Linked DNA regions of Homo sapiens: region 1 is linked to region 2. Evidence: chromatin contacts called from ENCODE Hi-C or POLR2A ChIA-PET data. All regions are on one chromosome and are shown on one strand. Each heading gives the region's core, a stretch centred on a gene start or an enhancer-like site at or near the end of the contact. The rest is flanking DNA. Distances are from core to core; before and after follow the strand shown.

Region 1 (6,401 bases), core at 3,519-6,018, 390 kb after region 2:
ACTTATATACTACTTTACAGTTCACAAAATGCTTGAACATGTTATCTCATTTGGGTTTTACAACAATCCTGTGAGGTAGCTGCTATAGTCAGTTCTATTTTACAGATGGGGAAATGGAGCTTCAGAGAGGTTAAATGATAGCCTAAGATCACTGGATAGAACTTGGAATCAAACTTGGTTTTGGCTACCTGGCTCAGAGGTGTTTATTCCATAGCCACAAACTAACAAGCGTAGAAACATGAACCAGGGTGGGATTGATCCCTATTTGATTCTTTGCCAACCTAGGCAATAGTCACTAGTGAAGAGTGAGCTCATTTACAGATACAAAAGGCTCAGCCTGGAAAACTCCAAAGGATTCTCCAGTTTTATCATCCCTCTGAGGGACCTCGTAAAAGCTTTAAATAGCCAAATTAATTGTACATCCATTTACTGATTTACTGATTCATCAAGAATTTATTGAAATCTGACCAGGTGTCAGGCTCCTAGGTGGGTGCTGGGGGTGCCAGCCTAAGTGGGACATACACTCTGCTCTGGGGGAACTTGCCCTTCTGACACATGTCAAAGTCAGAGATCACAGCATGATCAAGGCATAGGGATGCCGAGGAGGGAGGGATGTGTTTTGCTGAGGGTAGACAGGCTGCATCCAAGGAGGGCTTAGGGAGACATTGGCATGCAGCCTTAAAGGAAGAGACACAGGAGTGTGTATGGGCATTCCAGGCAGGGGCCAATGTGAGTGAAGGTGTGGGGTCTGATAAGGCATATTTAAGGGGTGTGTGGACACTGCTTTAGCTTCATTCTTCTCATTCTTACAACCAGAGGATTTTGCTTTGTCACTCATAAAATGCGTAATAAATATAAACAGAAACCAAAACAACATGGTACTGGTACAAAAACAGATACATAGACCAATGGAACATGTGAGAGAAGCCAGAAACAAAGCCACACACCTACAGCCATCTGATCTTTGACAAAGCCAACAAAAAAAAAAGCAATGGGGAAAGGATTGAGGATTGCTTTGACTATTGAGGCTCTCTTTTGGTTCCATACAAATTGTAAAATAGCTTTTCCTAATTTTGTGAAAAATGACATTGGTAGTTTGACAGGAATAGCATTGTATCTGTAAATTGCTTTGGACAGTATCTCCTTTATTTTCCCCCTTTCCTTCCCTCTGATTTCAGGAGATTCCATTTAAAAAAATTATCTTAGAGTGAGAATATAATAGTGTAGAAAGCAGAGGTAGACTGCCCATCTTTTTGGCTTTTGTATTCCAAACCAGGAGTTGGCAAACTTTTCTATAAAAAGCCACGTAGTAAATATTTTAGGCTTTACAGGCCATATGGTCTTTGTTGCAACTACTCAACTGTGCCTTTGTAGTGCAAAAGCAGACACAGACAATACATAAATGAATGAGTGTAGCTGTGTTTCAATAAAACTTTATGGACACCAAAATTTGAATTTCATAAAATTTTCATATGCCATGAAATATAATTATTTTTATCAACTGATTTTTTCCAACTGTTAAAGTTTTTTTTCCAAAAAAATCTTAGTTTGTGGGCCTACAGAAAAAGGTGGTGCAATTTGCCAGTCCCTGTTTTAATTGCTTAGGGAACCTAAGGGACTCTTCTAGAGCTTGTAAGCAAATTTAGCAACACAGGAAAGCCTGGAAGAGAATGGGGCTTCATTTCTCAATCCTGCTCCACCCTGGTGTGAGAAAAGAGATATCAGCAGGTCCTGCCATCCCACAAATGTGTGTACTGTCATTACTCCCAGTGTGAAACATTCTGAATTTGCTGCTAAAATTTCAAATTAATGAGATTTCACTTAAAAATCTAGATTTTGGTCTTCTCTTGAAAATGGGAGGATAAGGCCAAATTGGGGCCAGATTCTCACATGGCAACAGCTAGGTAGTGACTGCCTTCCTATATGGGGCACAACTTCCTGTTCACCTGAGACCCTCCTGGCCTGTGTCCCCATCCACATTGCCTGTCTGGCACCTATAAGCATTTAGTCTAAATTCTACTAAGCAGAGACATCTGTTTTCTTCTCTAAGGGCACAACTTCCATTAAAACTAATCTTTTGGTCCTAGGGAAGCCACATGGGGAAGAGGCATACAAACACGGGCTTCTGAGTTAGATAAACCTAGGCTGAAATCTCAGCTTTGTTCTTTGTTAGCAGAGTGAGCCTGGACAAATTACTTACTCCCAACCTCAGAATGGGAGCAATAATATATACACCTGAAATGGTGGTTGTAATGATCATGTGAGAGAATGTATCAGAAGCAGCTAGCACATACTCAGCAGTTAATTAAAAGAAGAATCACTACAATGGAGAAGTTCTTTGATGTGTATCTTTTAGTTTTAGACCCTGTATTCATTGTTGCCTTTTGTGGAAGGACCTGAAGGATGAGCTTACAATCTACCTTATTTTATAAAAAAAAAGAAATTAAGGCCCAGAGAGGTGAAATGACTACTTAAAACCAACTAGTGATGGAACCAGAAAGAGGATTTGGGTTTCTTAATTTTTAGTCAGAGGAAATTTCTCTGTGCTACAATACCTCACTAAAATTTCTGAATTCTTTCATAAAAGCCTTTCATTTGATAGCCAAAAGATCTTCTGATAGAAAGGACATTGACTCAAGATTTCTGGCTAGCCTAGTGACGATGCTTTTATATTACAACTTCCAAATATAGTGAAATGACAAGAATTTGTCATTAGTTGTTGAAGTTCCAGTATTTATTTGAAATACTCCTGTTCTAAGCTCACCGACACCCTCCTGTGGTCAGTGGAAATAATAATTCCAGTCAAACAAACAAGAAAAATCTGGAGCTATTTAAAGTTAATGGTTAAATGTAACAAGATAGATAGATGTCAAATAACATAATACAAATTCACTATAATTACATTATTTTAGGTCCTAGCCATTGCACAGAGCAAAGATTACTTGTCTATCTCTGACCAAATCTTTAATGAGATTGATAGATTATAATGGATGTTTTCCTTAGGGCTTGTTCACAATAAAACTGCCTGTTATAAATTAATGTAAAAAAATCAGTAGTATTTCTATATACCAGTAACGTCCAAGCTGAAGGCCAAATCAAGAACACAATCCCATTCACAATAGCCACAAACAGAATAAAATACCTAAGAATACAGCTAATCAGCGAGATAAAAGATTTCTACAAATTACAGAACTACAAAATACTGCTGAAAGAAATCAGAGATAACGCAGACAAATAGAAAAACATTCTATGCTCATGGATAGGAAGAATCAGTATTGTTAAAATGGCCACACTGCCCAAAGCAATTTATAGATTCAATACTATTCCTATCAAACTACCATTGGCATTCTTCATAGAATTAGAAAAAACTATTTTACAATTCATATGGAACCAAAAAAAGAGCCTGAATAGCCAAAGCAATCCTAAGTAAAAAGAACAAAGCTGGAGGCATCAAATTATCCAACTTCAAACTATACTACAAGGCTACAGTAACCAAAACAGCACCATACTGGTACAAAAACAGACACATAGACCAATGGAACAGAATAGAGAACCCAGAAACAAAGTTGCCCACCTATAGCCATATGATTCTCGACAAAGTCAACAAAAACAAGCAATGGGGAAAGAACTCTACTCAATAAGTGGTGCTGGGATAAGTAGCTGGCCGTATGCAGAAGATTGAAACTGGACCTCTTCCTTTTACTACATACAGAAATAAACTCAAAATGGATTAAAGACTTAAATCTAAGACCTAAAACTATAACAACCTAGAAGAAAACTAGGAAATACCATTCTGGACATCAGCCTTGGCAAAGAATTTATGACTAGGTCCCCAAAAGCAATTGCAACAAAAACAAAAATTGACTCATAAAAACAAACACACACACAAAGGGAGAAGAGAACACACTCTGTTACCTTAGAATGCCAACTAATAAATGTCAAAGGAATACTGGAATCAGAAAAATCACCACTTTGCAACTATAGTGATAATAACTGATTCAAGCAAGAATCATGAACAGATGATAAAATTAATGGATGAAAGTTTGATGAAACAAGATTCACATCATCTTCAAATATATGCCCACAAAACACATTATAAAGGAAAAAATAGTAATGTCACAGTGGAGACATCACCCTAACCAAATGTTCAAAGTTAACATCACCAGCAATGGGACAAATTGACATCATGTGTCACCTAGTAGAGCAGTCCCCAACATTTTTGGCCCCAGGACCTGGTTTCGTGGAACAATTTTTCCAGGGACAGGGTAGAGGGAATGGTTTCAGGATAAAACTGTTCCACGTCAGATCATCAGGCATTAGATTCTCATAAGGAGGACACAATTTACATTCCTCGCATGCACAGTTCACACAAGAGGGTTCACGCTCCTGTGAGAATCTACTGCTGCTGGCGAGCTGCTGGTCTGACAGGAGACAGCACTCTGGTGATGATGATCACCTGCCAGCTCCTCACTTCTTGCTGTGTGGGCCTGGGGCACTGGGGACTCCTGATCTAACAGGACACATTGAGAACACAGCATTATTGTGATGTTCCTGCCAATGATGCGTAAGCTGGATCTAAAAACAGAAAACATCAGATGAACCCAGACTGAGGGATGTTCTACAAAATCACTGGCCTATAAGTCTTCAAAAATGTCAAGGTCATGAAAGTCAAGGAAAGATGAGGAACTGTTCAGATTGAAAGACACCAAAGAGACATGTAAAGTAAATGTAATACATGATCTGCAATTGCTTCCTTTTTCTATAAAGGATGTTATTGAGACATCTGAAATTTGAATAAGGTCTGTGGGTTACACATTAATGCTATATCAATGTTAACTTCCTGATTTTGAGGTCTGTGTTGTTGGTTACGTTAGGAGAATGCTCTTGTGAGGAAAAACTGAAATTTTTTTTTTTTTTTTTTGAGACAGAGTCTCGCTCGTGGCCCAAGATGGAGTGCAGCGGCATGCTCTTGGCTCACTGCAACCTCCGCCCCCTGGGTTCAAGCAATTCTCCTGCCTCAGCCTCTCTAGTAGCTGGGATTACAGGCATGTGCTACCATGCTCAGCTAATTTTTATATTTTAGGAGAGATGGGGTTTCGCCATGTTGGCCAGGCTGGTCTCAAACTCCTGACGTCAGTTGATCCGCCCACTTCAGCCTCCCAAAGTGCTGGAATTACAGGCGTGAGCCACCACGCCCAGCCAGTATTTAGAGGTAATGGGGCATCATGTCTACAACTCACATTTAAGTGGTTCACGAAAAATAATGTAGATATATAATATATATCCACACATACAGAGAGACAGAGAGAGAGAGAGAGAGAGAGAGAGAGAAAGTAAAAGGTTTTAACAATGTAATTATATTTTATGAAAAAATGGTTACATTATATCTGGGGACAGAAATTATAGAGTTTGGATTTAAGACTCTGGTGATGGAATGAGTTTTTTTTCCTATTATTTTTATCAGCAAGTGCCCTTGGTGAACATATGCTCCTTTTAAACTCGCCAAAGATTAGAAGATATTAGTGATATCTTCCTCAGAGGTTGAAGAATCAAGACCTGTCCTGTAAAGGAAATGCTATTGCAATTTTAGAGAAGCCATATTATATAAATAAGTATTGAAAATACATTTGTATAGTCTATCTATCTATCTAAATATTTCTTGAGCTGGGCTTAGGTGAGAAGGAGCTATATTCAGAATCTTAAAGTATGTTCCTGTTTTATCTTGAAAGCAGTCAGAGGCCTTCCCTACCATCAAACCAGAGGCACAAAAGAGATGTACATCTGATTTTTAAACTTCGAAATAATTATGGGCTACAAAAGAAGAAACATTGTTATTTTAAGACTAAGGGAGTCATAATTACAATAATGGCGACTATTTACTGCTGTGAAATAGTCCTTACAGATTGTTGAGAGTAACCCGAAGCAGACTGGAACACATGAACTTGTTTCCGATATTGTGTCAGATTTTTCTCTTTCTGAGTAATGACTTATATGTAAATATGAAGGCAGAGCAGTTGAGGGAATGATGACTTACAATCAAATGCAGCACTTTCCTCTTTGGCTTGTGCAAAACCTATTTAAGTTTCAGATTTTCCTACGAGGGTTCTACAGATGTTCTTTATGGAAAGGATTATTCAGCCCTCACCAGCAACGTGAAATGTAGGCCCTTCAACAGCTTTGTATTCCCCTCTTAAAACAAACATCCCGAAGAAAAAAATAATAAAAATTATCCAATATGAGTGAGCTCTTTTTCTTGGGGGGTAAGGGGATTCCCACTGTTATGCTACCAGAACACTGTCAAGGAAGACTTGACGAATTTCATTCAGAACCCCAGCAACTGGAAAGTCTCATATGAATTAGACTGGACTAGAGAGTATTTATTTCTGCTCTCTGTATAATTA
Region 2 (6,209 bases), core at 3,287-5,786:
GGAAAATGCAAATCAAAACCACAATAACACACCACTTCACATTCATAGGATGGCAATAATTGAAAGGGCGGATAATAAGTGTTGGCAAGTACGTGGAGAAATATGAACCCTCATACACTGTGTGTAGAGCTGTAAAATCGTTATAGTCACTTTGGAAAACAGTCTAGCACTTCCTCAAAAGGTTAAACATAGAGTTACCACATGAACCAGCAATCTATGTCCACAAAACAACTTGTACACAAAAGTTCACAGTATCGTTATTTATAATAACCAAAAAGTGGAAACAACTCAATGTTCATCAACTGATGAATGGATAAATAAAATGTGGTATATCCATACAATGGAATATAATTCAGTAATGAAAAGAAATAAAGTACTGGCTGGGCATGGTGGCTCATGCCTGTAATCCCAGCACATTGGGAGGCCAAGGTGGGTGGATCACTTGAGATCAGGAGTTTGAGACCAGCCTGGCCAACATGGTGAAACCCCGTCTCTACTGAAATACAAAAAAAATTAGCTGGGCATGGTGGCAGGGGCCTGTAGTCCCAGCTACTTGGGAGGCTGAGGCAGGAGAATGGCGTGAACCCGGGAGGCGGAGCTTGCAGTGAGCCGAGATCCCGCCACTGCACTCCAGCCTGGGCGACAGAGCGAGACTCCGTCTCAAAAAAAAAAAAAAAAAAAACATAAAAATAAAAAATAAAAGCTTCCTTCCTGGTTCCACTAATGCGCAGTCCCCTCCAGGAAGATTTACCCAATCAATCCAGGCTGGTTTGAGTGCCCTCTCCTCTTTGCTCCCATGAAACTGTGCCTCCCTCTAGTAGAGCAGGTCTCACATTATAAACAATACTTAAATAAGTTTCTCTCACTGGACCATAGAAGCCCACTGATGGGGTAGGAACTGTATGTGTAGCCCTAGTATGTAGGTACAGTGTTCAATAAAGGTCTGCTCAATAAAATAAAGCTTCTGAAAAGACCAACATTTTGTCTCCCAGACCTTGAGACCACGGGAAGTACCACGAGGAGCCTGTTTACTTAGTACATTGATCTTTAGTAGCTAAAGTGTGTCAAATACTCTGGGTACAGAGTCCTGTTCTTTCCAAGTGTTGAGCTTATTACTTGTAGGTTTTTTTAAAAGACTGAGTTCAGGCCAGCCTCAGTGGCTCGGTGGCTATAATCATATCGCTTTGGAAAGCCCTGGCACAATAGTCCTAGCTACTCAGGATGCTGAAGTGGGGGGCCAGGACTTACAGGTTACAGTGAGCTACGATTGAGTCACTGCACTCCTGCCTGGGCAACAAGTGAGAACCTGCTTCTGTGGGAAAAAAAAAACAAAGACTAAGTTCAATAAAGCTTTAACTTAGAAAATCAAATCTGTACTTACACACACGCATATAAGTGTGTGGTTTTTTTTTTCATAGCCCTTATGCAGGACACATAAGTATCTTTTACCTACTTTTACACATTGATTCTAATTCTTCAATTGCTTGTTCAGTCTCCTGAATTTCTTGGTAAATGGCTGCAAGAGGTGCCAACTCAGCATGCCTTCTGTTCAAGGACCTTCGGTTTTCCTCATTCACAGGGATATGCTGCAGACATTGCTCAAGTGTTTGGTACTCCTTACTCAGGTTCTCCATATATTTCTGTAGTGCTTTATGCTTCCAGAGCATCTTGGTGTCTTGATGGCAATATCTCCTGGACCAATTCTTACTTAACAGATGAAGAATGCAATTCCTGTTTTGTCTAAAAACTTGCAGCCTTGTATCAAGATGTATCTGTCTAAATTGATGAGAATGGAGCTGGATGTGACACTGGAGGTAACCATTAAGAGATGGATGTCTAAAAAGCCAAACACACAGGTGACGATTCATCTCAGCATCTGAAATACAATAAACACAGTCTTTAAAAAAAAATCATCTCTAAAGATACATGCATAATAAACCTGGAAGGAACATCAAGAAATCTTGTTTCATCTACTGCCTCAGCCAGCTCCACAGTCTTAAAATTCAACTGCCGGCTGGCAGCAGTGGCTCACGCCAGTAATCCCAGCACTTTGGGAGGCTGAGGCAGGCGGATCACCTGAGGGCAGGAGTTCGAGACCAGCCCAGCCAACATAGTGAAACACTGTCTCTACTAAAAATACAAAAATTATCCGGGCGTGGTGGCAGGCGCCTGTAATCCCAGCTACTCAGGAGTCTGAGGCAGGAGAATTGCCTGAACCCAGGAGGCAGAGGTTGCAGTGAGCCGAGATCATGCCATTGCACTCCAGCAAGGGGGACAATACCAAGACTTCGTCTCAAAAAAAAAAAAAATTCAGCTGCCTACAGAAAGAACATAATTCTTCAAATGTATGAATAACATATTAAAATAAATAAAAACAGCACTGCTTCCTACCTGTTCAACATATATAATTAACTGAAGCATATGAGTAGGAGTACAACTAACAAATATATCAATTGAATGAGTTAAGTCAGTTATTTTCTAGAAAGTATCTAGAATCTAGAATTGAGTGTGTAAACAAGCTCTTGAAAGCTATGAAAACATACAAACTTAAGGCGGTTCATAAAGTCATTTTCTAAAGTTTGAAGAAAATATTATTATCTTGTATAATTCTTTAACTTTAAGGATCTAGATATCCAAGGAAGTCAAGTAACTTAATCACGACTATTCAGTCGGCTGGATGGAGACAGAGCTGGTATTAGAATGTAAGTTGCCTGTTCAGGACTCAGTAATTTTCACTCTCAATTGTGCAATCACTTTTCAAAAATGCTTCCCGTTTAGCTGAGATCCTAAAGGAAGAAAAGTTCAAGTATTAATAGACCAAGAAAGTAGGGCTGGTGAAAAGCTCTACAGTTATATTAAATGGTGACAATTATATTAAGCAAGAAAGGCAAGGAACAAAATAGAATCTCAATTACATTTAAAAAATATTCTACAATATAAGGTATACATGTAAAAAAAAAAAAGCACATAGAGTATTTTTTAAAAAGAAAGTTAAATAAGAAACATACCAAAATGTGCCGAGCACAGTGGCTCACGCCTGTAATCCTACCACTTTGGGAGGCCGAGGCGGGCAGATCATCTGAGGTCAGGAGTTCGAGACCAGCCTGGCCAACATGGGAAAACCCCATCTCTACTAAAAATACCAAAAAAATTAGCTGAGCGTGATGGCACACACCTGTAGTCCTAGCTGCTCGGGAAGCTGAGGCAGGATAATCGCTTGAACCTGGGAGGCGAAGGTTGCAGTGAACTGAGATCGCACCACTGCAACCAGCGTGGGCGACAAAGCAACACGCTGTCTCAAAAAAAAAAAAAAAAAAAGAAACATACCAAAATGTTAATAAAATGATCTCTAGTTGTGAGATTATGAATACCTTTTGCTTGCTATTTTTTCTACTTTTCAGTGTTTTCCAAGTTTCTTGCACATGTAGCATGGAATACTTTCCTAATCATAAAAAAAGATTAGTTTAAAAAATTACAGGTTAGGTGAAATTGGCTGTGTACAATAATTTTCTGTTCTCCTCCCCTCCAACAGAGATAATCAAGAGCTAACAAAAGTACACAATGGTCTTACTGAGTAAGAAAGGGAGAATATAAAGTGTTCTAAGAAAACTCTAAGGTTCAAAGTTGAAATAAGGGTCAAGCCACGCACAGTAGCATGCACCTATTGTCCCAGCTACCCAGGAGACTGAGGCAGGAGGATCACTTGAGCCAAGGAGTTCAAGGCCAGCCTGGGCAACACAGTGAGACTCAACTCAAAAAAAGAAGGATCAACATTTATCAAAATCAAACTTTACTGTCTCCAGTGATCCTACTATGCTAGGAGGTGCATTGATATATTAGCTCATTTGTTCACTATAAGTCTGTTAACTTAGCATTATCACCTAGGAAATAAAATAGTCAGAATGGTCTTTAAAATATTCAGTTTCCAGAGTTCTACTGATAGATTTTAGGATACTGCATCACATTATTAAAAGAACTGTTGAAGAAAGCACCAATGGCCAGCTGTCACAAACGTTACACTCCACCACCCCCGTATTTCAAGCACGTTAGAGAAAGTGTATCCATTTGCTAACAGACAGAATAAAAGGATGACAAATATATGTTTGTACGAATACTTATTGCTAAAATTTCCATTTTAGGAACAGTAGTAGAATGCATAATTTTCAAGGTCATGAATCTCAACATTAAGGAAAACAAAACAAAACAAGATGTTTACTCTCCAAGGTTAACTACACCTGAGAACAGCACGACTTCTCCATTACCCATCACAGTAACAGTATTACTCTGATGCTTTGGGGAAAGTTCTGAGTGTAGGCAGGTCAGAAGCGACAGCCCGCGGGGCAGCAGCACGGGCAAACCATGCTGTGTAACTCAGTATATGGAGTGATTCCATAAAGAGGCAATACAGGAGGCGGCGGGGAAGATCAGGAAAGAACTGTGAGTACCTAAGAAAAAGAAGAATACACGTTAGCTCTCTTTACTGAGGTCGGAACCTTCCGAGACCCGCCACATTTCAGCCCGACAAACCCGAGATCACGTTCACTTCCTGGTTCACTTCTTCCGGGTTAACGCACGCTCCCGGCCCCTCCTCCGCCACTACCGCTCTCCGGAGGAGTTGTCCTCGAGCATGCCTAACAATGGACTAAAATGACAAAAATGAGCTAAATGAGAAAAATGACAAAACGAGAATGAAATTGTCATCAGACAACCGCCCCCGCGCCGTCCTTATCCAGAGCGTGAGCCCAGAGCGGGGATGGAGATGGTGGGAGGGAGGGAGGGAGGGAGGGGCCAAGGTGGGACTAAACTACAACTCCCAGAGCGCCCACCAAAGAATCCTGGGAGTTGTAGTTTACCTTGCGGCAGCCTCCAACCCCCTCCACTCACTATCCAGCCAAATGTGGAGTTTTTGGTTTTCACCGTTAACTGCAAACCTAGAAGAGAGATTCTTTACGATTCTGATTAAGAGATCAAGATTTAGAACACATTGCATGTGAAATTACAATAATTTCCTTATGTATTAGAAGCCCGTAAAGCACTGTTTTCCAATATTTAAAAAAAATAAAGACTCCTTTTACATCATCCACAAATGTAGAAGATTCTGCGTGTAATTTCTATACTTTCAGCTTCCATTGCTTCAGAAAATACCTAATGACTAAAGGATAATACAAATAAATTTATATTTTAAAAGTAGTAACAGCCCCAAAAGTTAGGAGACCGTGTATTTCCACATGTTAGTGATTTTATAATGTTCTTTGCACATGGGAATGTAGGGGCTCAACCTAGATTCATAGCTTATGAACCACTGATTAAGTGAAGAATGAAAACTCCAGTTAATAAACAATTGCAGGAAAATGCAAGCATATTGTCCTACTTTGACTAATCCAGTGGGATCCAGCCCTTGGCTATCGCAATTTACAGTCTTTCTATCTCCATGCCTCAATTTTTCTTCCTGAAAGAAAAGGCAAAAAATGTACCATATTACTGACTTTACAGAGTATTTTCTTAGATTATAATCACATACATAGATAGGAGAATTAGCTATATATGCAAAATAATATCTAACGTTTATAGCCAACTTCAAGGTACCTACTTCTATGTACTATGTACTAAATACTGTTCTAAATGGTTTTACCCTATTAATTCATTTAATTTTTACAACCTTAAAATACTTATTTTGCAGAGGAGAAAATTAAGGCACACAGAGCTAAAGTAACTACTCCAAGGTAAAAAACAGTAAGTGATAGAGCCAAGACTCAATTAAGGCAATGGCTTTAATGATCTGTGGCTCCTAAGCTCTGATATAGGGCCACCCTGCTCCAAAAAAGAAAAAACCTTCAATCATGTATTCAATAAATAGTGAACACCAGTTATGTGCTATTCACTATTCTAGTCATGAGGATTTAGCAATGAACAGAAAAGACAAAAACCTTTGCCCACATGGAGCTTATGTTCCAGTAGGGGAAAAGTTTCAAAGGGTCTACATAAAGTCATTCTCCTAAGTTATCCAAAAAGTTCTTTAATTATTTATTCTGATTTGTGCTTTCAGCTATATAACTTGAGTATTATATATAAAGCTTTATTCTCCTTAAAAAATTAGTCTTAGTCGGGCGTGGTGGTTCACGCCTGTAATCCTAGCACTTTGGGAGGCCGAGCCAGGTGGATCACCTGAGGTCAGGAGTTCGAAACCAGCCTGACCAACATGGAGAAAC

Evidence for each region. A loop is a pair of places that touch in the nucleus more often than their neighbours do. ChIA-PET counts read pairs that join two places held with the same protein, here RNA polymerase II (POLR2A). Pooled maps may share reads with other maps.
Region 1: a pooled map shows a loop between it and region 2 (4-fold over the local background). The contact joins the enhancer-like site here to the promoter of MTRF1 in region 2. A Hi-C loop is called at or near these places in 9 of 50 pooled maps. POLR2A ChIA-PET finds 5 or more read pairs at or near these places in 2 of 52 experiments (AG04450 and OCI-LY7).

What each region holds. Positions count from the first base shown.
Region 1 is chr13:41,650,188-41,656,588 of GRCh38, forward strand. All of the region lies in intron 37 of VWA8 (von Willebrand factor A domain containing 8), which reads right to left. Among named protein-coding and RNA genes, the nearest start is that of MIR5006, 85 kb to the left of the region's middle. Within about 2 kb of position 4,769, at least 2 of the 41 ENCODE cell types and tissues checked have a DNase peak (open chromatin) inside an H3K27ac peak, as active enhancers do; they include OCI-LY7, where a contact is called at or near this core.
Region 2 is chr13:41,259,040-41,265,248 of GRCh38, forward strand. It overlaps MTRF1 (mitochondrial translation release factor 1), which reads right to left and starts at 4,537. Exons shown (of 10, transcript NM_004294.4): 1 at 4,446-4,537; 2 at 1,454-1,876. The coding sequence starts at 1,868. RefSeq lists an enhancer at 3,955-4,455 and a silencer at 4,743-4,832.